Linked DNA regions of Mus musculus: region 2 is linked to region 1. The links are chromatin loops, found by intact Hi-C in ENCODE. Cell type or tissue: gastrocnemius. All regions are shown on one strand. Links, peaks and the distances in the headings refer to the core of each region. The heading gives the core; the rest is flanking DNA.

Region 1 (2,924 bases), core at 251-2,750:
GTGGCCTAAAGGAAACAGGGCAAGTAGTAACTTGGCGTTATTGACAGGGAAACAGACAAAATAGCGTAGAGGGTTGATATCTGCCCAGCTCTAGTGCTCCAAAGCTTATTATAAACCTAGAGGTCTCTGTGATTTTTATTTGGGAACTAAATGATCTAAAGTGGGGTAGGAGCCCCTAGTAGATATTCAAAAGCAACAAGGGGATGTAGCAAGCCCCTAGAATAATAATAGCCACAATAGTCTCTCAAATGGCATTTGCTGTGTGAGGACTATTGTTATGCACAGGATATAGGTATGAAACCGGAGTGGTAGAGATGTCCAATGTGGTTGTCAGATCACACAGCTTCAGGACTCTGTGATATCTTCCCCATCTCGCTCTTAGCCAAATCTTGGACCTCTTTCCTTCCTGCTTTCTGCACATCAGCCACAGTGGCTTTCCCTACATCCCTTAAAACAGAAACTAAGTCAAGCATGGTGGCACATACATATAACCCCAGGACTGAGGGTAGTGTAGGAGGGTCAGGAGTTCAAAGTCTGCCTGGAGTATTTGAGGTCCTGTCCCAAACCAACCATCATCATATTAAAACAAAACACAAAAGTCAAACTGGGCTCCATCTTTGAATAATTTGGCTTTTGTTTTTAGAGCCAGTTCTTGGTGTTCGATGCAAGCTGTCTTCCAGACATCATCCTGGCCCACTCTGTCTAAAATTGGCCCCACCAGCTTTCCTTAATGTGTCATCTCACACGATCCCAGTGCATTCAGAGTTTCTGGTATTTTCTTATCATCTCTTTGCTTGTTAAAGTAGATCACGGCATTGCAATAGCAACTCTTCCAGGCAGAGATCTTAACTACATTGCTCACAGCTGAATCCCAGGGATCTAGCATACCATCTGGTAGCTGTAGACGCCCAGGAGACATTCATTACAGAAATGCATTATTCTAGTCTTCAGACTTTTAGCGCCATCTCAATATGGTCTCCTGAATGACAGTGCTCATGGCAATTTCAGTTCATAGCATATCATCCAGCTACTATGTGTTCATGTCCATGCGTCTTACATGCTTTCATTCACACATGCATTCTGCCCACGTGTGTAAGGCAGTCGAACCACTGACTCATGTGAACTTCTTGAGGCCTTCTGGCTAAGTACTGGTGGAAAAATATCAGACACACACATTTCCCATTTCATCCAGCAGAGGGCAGACCATCAAGTACTTCACCAGCTATTGAGTGAACATATATTTGGGCAACTCTGAGTAAGAGGACAATGCCACTGCATTTCCCCCCTGCTTTGGGTAAATCATCTTCAATAAACATTCTGAGTCAGGCTCTATGTTTTTCTGGGGCTTGTACATCTCTACACAAGCATCCTGTACATCTGGGGTTAGCAGCTAGAGTTGACGGTTTTGTTTAGACTTCCTAGAGGCTCTGAGCTAGGAAGCATTACAGGATAGAAGGTGTTAAAAACAAATTAATTCCTTCTTGAGGTTATTTTCCACCTGGTTTCACGGGACAACTGAAAAAAAAAAACCGCTTAAACAGAGAAAGTTATGCAAAGAACGTTGTGGTTGGCCAGCATATTTTGTGTCTGGAACACATGTTCTTGGACTTTAGTATTTAAGGGACTTTGCAAAAACATCTTCAGAAAAGGGAAGGATTCCTCTCATAATATATCAGAACAAATTAGGTGATATAAAACAGACAGGGATACACACACATACACACACTCCAATGTGTTAACATGAGGAATGAAGATATATGGGAAAAGAAAAACAAAACCAAACAAAATACCTCTGAGGAAACGTGAATGAGCCTTAGATTGTGGAAAAATTAATTCAATATTCAAATATATATATGCATATACATATATATATATACACATACACATACATATACACATATACATATAATACATACACACACATATATACATATGTATGTATATATATATGAAGGTAAGTCACAAACTGAGTTTTAAACTGCATAACAATGAACACCAAAACATTAAATTAGCTTCATGGTACTCATGAAGAATGAGTTAAGTGTTTCCATTACTGACATATGGAGCGAATTGGAGAACATTACCACTCATTCAAAAAGACACGTAACATAGTCTACAAACTCATTAACACGCATTTCTAAACACAATTTGAGGTTTGTTTGTTTGTTTGACTATCCAGCTTCCCAGCCCTGGCTGCCTGGAGCTCATTATGTAGACCAGTATGGCCTAGAACTTGCATCTACCATCCTGCCTCTACTGCCTGAGTGCTGAGATGACCAGCATTTGCCACCAAGCCTGACAATATTTGCAAGACTTAAATGCTCTGCGCTCCTTTGCTTCTTCCTTTATGACATTTGTAGGGAAAAATTTTCCACATGGAGAAACTCATAAGTAGACAGGATATAAATTCTTTCTCCTTGTTGCCAACCACAAGAATCAGCAAGTGCATAGTCCAGGCAGAAGGCAAAGATGTGAAGAAACCAAACACTCACGTGTCGTCTATAAACGTTATTCCAAAGTACTCCTTCTCTTTCAGGTTGAAATGCGACGCCACGAGGTCCAGCAGCTCTCTTGATAAAAGCTTGGGCTGTCAAAACACAAATCTGATCAGCACCGGTTTGCCTGCCTGTCTCTCCCATCGATAGCACCTTCTTCTGCCCTAAGCAGTCAAAAGCAGCCTTTGTTTGCTTCTGTGATTTTTAATTACCCTTTTTTGAGCCGTCACTAAGTTTGGAGCATCCACCTAGAGAAGGAACTATCTATGAGCTTTGGGGGTACTATGGGCCTTGGGGAGGGGGAGGAAGTGTGGTTTGGAATCTGCCAGAATGTCCAGCTGATGACTGATGCTGGCCTTGCAGGGACTGGGGAAAACGAACACCACTGGACGGCAGCCTGAGTGGCTCCCTTCTCAACTCTGAGCCTCA
Region 2 (2,924 bases), core at 332-2,831, 66 kb after region 1:
GGGTGATCCATGGCCATTGGGGTGGTGTGTGGTATCGGGTGGGCAGAGCCTACATGAGTGGCCCCGAGGACACACAGGCAAATTTGATAGGGAAATATATGAAATTCACTTTCTTTCTGGCTAAGTTAATATGAAGGCCTAATGAACTACTACAGTTGTCAGACGCCAGGAGGAAAGAAATCAGAAAAGCATTATCCCAGTAAGTGAGCATAACCCGGGCTGGGAAATGAGCACCAGGTCCCCTTCTAACTGCCTCTCATGTTTACTCTACATGGAGAGTTGTAAGCTGTGTGGTTGTCACCTCTTCTTACTCTGTTGCTAGTTTTGAGTTGGACCTCTTACCATTAAAGAAAAAAAAATCCTAGATGATAGAACAGATACTATTTACTGGATGCGTCCTAAGCTCTCGGCAGTGTGCTAAATGTTCTACGTGTCACTTAACTCTTACTAATCTCTTTAATTAGTGCTGTTCTAGTCTTCACCTGACAGAGGATGGAGGGAAGCATAGGAAGGCTAATTGCTCTACGGTCAGACACAAGAAGAGCCTGGATTCATCCCTCCTGTATCTCAGGGGCGGAGGGTAGAAAGCATTCTCTCTACTGCTTCACGGTCAATATAATCTGCGCTGCCATTTTACTGCAAAGCACTTGAAAAAAAACCATTTTTTAATGATCTTTCTAAGATAGCAATGAAGCTCAGAGGTAGAGTCTTCACCCTAGAATCACCAAGGCCCTAGGTTTCGTGCATGCAACTGCCCAAACAAACAAACAAACAAACATCTTCACAAACGATCAAGCAATCTAGGTCTGTGGCTCACCCTGGGATACTATAGTTCTCCTAGGGTGGAAATTGTCTTTTTTGTTTTGTTTTGTTTTGCTTTGCTTTTTAAATCTTAGTTCTCCATAGGACAGGAGCCTTTAATGTAAATGTCATATTTTTTCTCTGCTTATGACAATACTTATAAAGCCATCATTATTTGCCTGCTCTTATTGACCGGGAGGATGAGAGGAGCTCAGTTAACACCCGTCTTACAGGGGAGAACAAAATATTTGAGCAGCTTACCCTTTCAAACTGCTGTTGTGTTTAAGATGAATGATTGATGATTCGTGCTATATATTTGTAATTTCAGTGCTTGGGAGGCAAGGACAGGGAGATCCATGGTGCTTGCTGACCAACCAGCCTCATCTAACTAGCAAGCCCCAGGCTAATGATAGCCCCTGTCTCAAAACTAAGGTGGACAGTATTGCTGAGGAGTGACCCTACTGGCCACACGTATGTGTGCACATGTACCACATGCCTGCATATGTGTGTGCACCCACACGATCATGAGCACGTACACACAAAACATTTTCAAAATTAAAAAGAGTAACTACTGGCCGATCAGCTAGAGAAGCCAAAGACTCTCCGGTTTTTGGAATCGTCATCTCCGAATTGCTCAGTAACAGCATTAGCAGTAAGCCATAAATCCACAGAATCCGTGGGGAGTCTGGGCATGGAGCCTGTCTGATTGGCTACAGTATTTGTGCTTTCCTTTTGAAAGTTCCTCAATATTTAAAAAGAAAAGGCGGCCCTACGTGATGGGGCTGGGGTGGGTGTGTTTACTCCCAACCAAAGTGAGCAGAGACTTCCCAAGAGAGAAAAGGACTGAAAGATAGACACACGTCTGGCTCCAAAAAGCCAGGAGTGCAGTTTCTGGTGGCCAGATGGGCTATGGGCACAGCTCCCTAATGCTCTCAAGCCCCATCGGGCCTCCAGGGCTCTCAGTCAGTGAGCCTTGCTAAGTCTATTTCAAACATATTACAGATATGTTAGGCAAACCAGGAACACTGAAACCACAGGTTAAAATGTGTGTGTGTGTGTGTGTGTGTGTGTGTGTGTGTGTGTATAAACAAGAATAGCAAGGGAACATTCATTCCTGAGAACTCTTGTAGTCTGTCCTTAGTTGGCTTTTATTCTATCTGGTTGATGGAAGACTATGACTTTTCAAAAATCAAAGCTAGAGTCGCATATGGGACACTCTATGACAGATATAGTTCAGCCCTATTAGGAATAGGGTCAGGTTATGTGTAAGGAATTCAGAGAACTGTAACAAACTATCCCCAGGAAAGAAGCCCAGGTATGAATCTTCATAATTCAACAATGCAGTTTTTATTCTTTTATCTTAAAGGTATCCATCTCCCAGTCAGAGTACTTTTATATCCATTTACTACTGTTCACAAAAATCCAGGCAAGTTGCAATCCCAGAGAGGATGAATGGTCTCCTCATTGGGCAAAGTTGCTGCAGATTTTGCCTGCAAGATGGGGCCAGCCAGCAAAGCAATAAAGAGGCTGTGTTGTGCGACAGATTAAATCCAAGTGTAAGCATTCCAGCGCTCAGCCAAGCCACCCTTCCCTTCCCTAGCCTGTCAGCCTCCCACAAAGTGCTCCCAATCCGCCGCTGTCCTTCCGTCCCAAAGCCAGGCAACACAGAATCAGCTTTTCCTGGCTGTGCCCTGGAAGCAGGGGCTGCCTGGTGGAAAAGTGCAATAAAATCAAGAAGGAAGAAGACAAATTCACTAAGACATGCTCTGACAGCAAGCAATGACGGGAAATCATAGCTTCCGAAATGGCCACCTCCAATGAAATGAAATGAAATAAAACAGAAATAATCCTCTCAACCTCAAAGTCGCTTTCCACAAACGACGTGTTGCAAAGGCTATAAGCCCCTTTACTAGTGCCAGCAGGAACCTCCATCACGTTATAATATATGTTTGCTTGGGGTGGGGTGGGGGAGCGGATAACTCCCAAGTGCCCCCATGCCCAACTGAAAAAAAAAAATTATCAAGCCACAGTTAGCTAGAGCTGCTGAGGGCTTGACCCAAGCGCTAAGCTCCCCGCGAGGAGTTGAAAACAAAGATATGGGAAGCCTGAGGTTATGAAATCAT

What was found. A loop is a pair of places that touch in the nucleus more often than their neighbours do. Peaks named below come from ENCODE experiments on the same cell type or tissue, not always from the same donor. Only the 100,000 strongest peaks of a DNase experiment are listed, where the experiment ranks them.
Region 2: it touches region 1 in a loop (2.9-fold over the local background); 8 of 42 quality-filtered maps call a loop at or near these places.

What each region holds. Positions count from the first base shown.
Region 1 is chr6:97,419,070-97,421,993 of GRCm38, forward strand. Frmd4b (FERM domain containing 4B) reads right to left here. Exons shown (of 23, transcript NM_001346637.1): 3 at 2,493-2,587. Among named protein-coding and RNA genes, the nearest start is that of Frmd4b, 67 kb to the right of the region's middle. In gastrocnemius, for the core only: a CTCF peak has its summit at 1,190 (motif pointing right); a DNase peak (open chromatin) is centred at 1,184; H3K27ac peaks cover 356 bases.
Region 2 is chr6:97,484,596-97,487,519 of GRCm38, forward strand. All of the region lies in intron 1 of Frmd4b (FERM domain containing 4B), which reads right to left. Among named protein-coding and RNA genes, the nearest start is that of Frmd4b, 1.8 kb to the right of the region's middle. In gastrocnemius, for the core only: no CTCF peak of the experiment used is centred there; DNase peaks (open chromatin) are centred at 1,534 and 1,665; H3K4me3 peaks cover 2,001 bases; H3K27ac peaks cover 2,434 bases.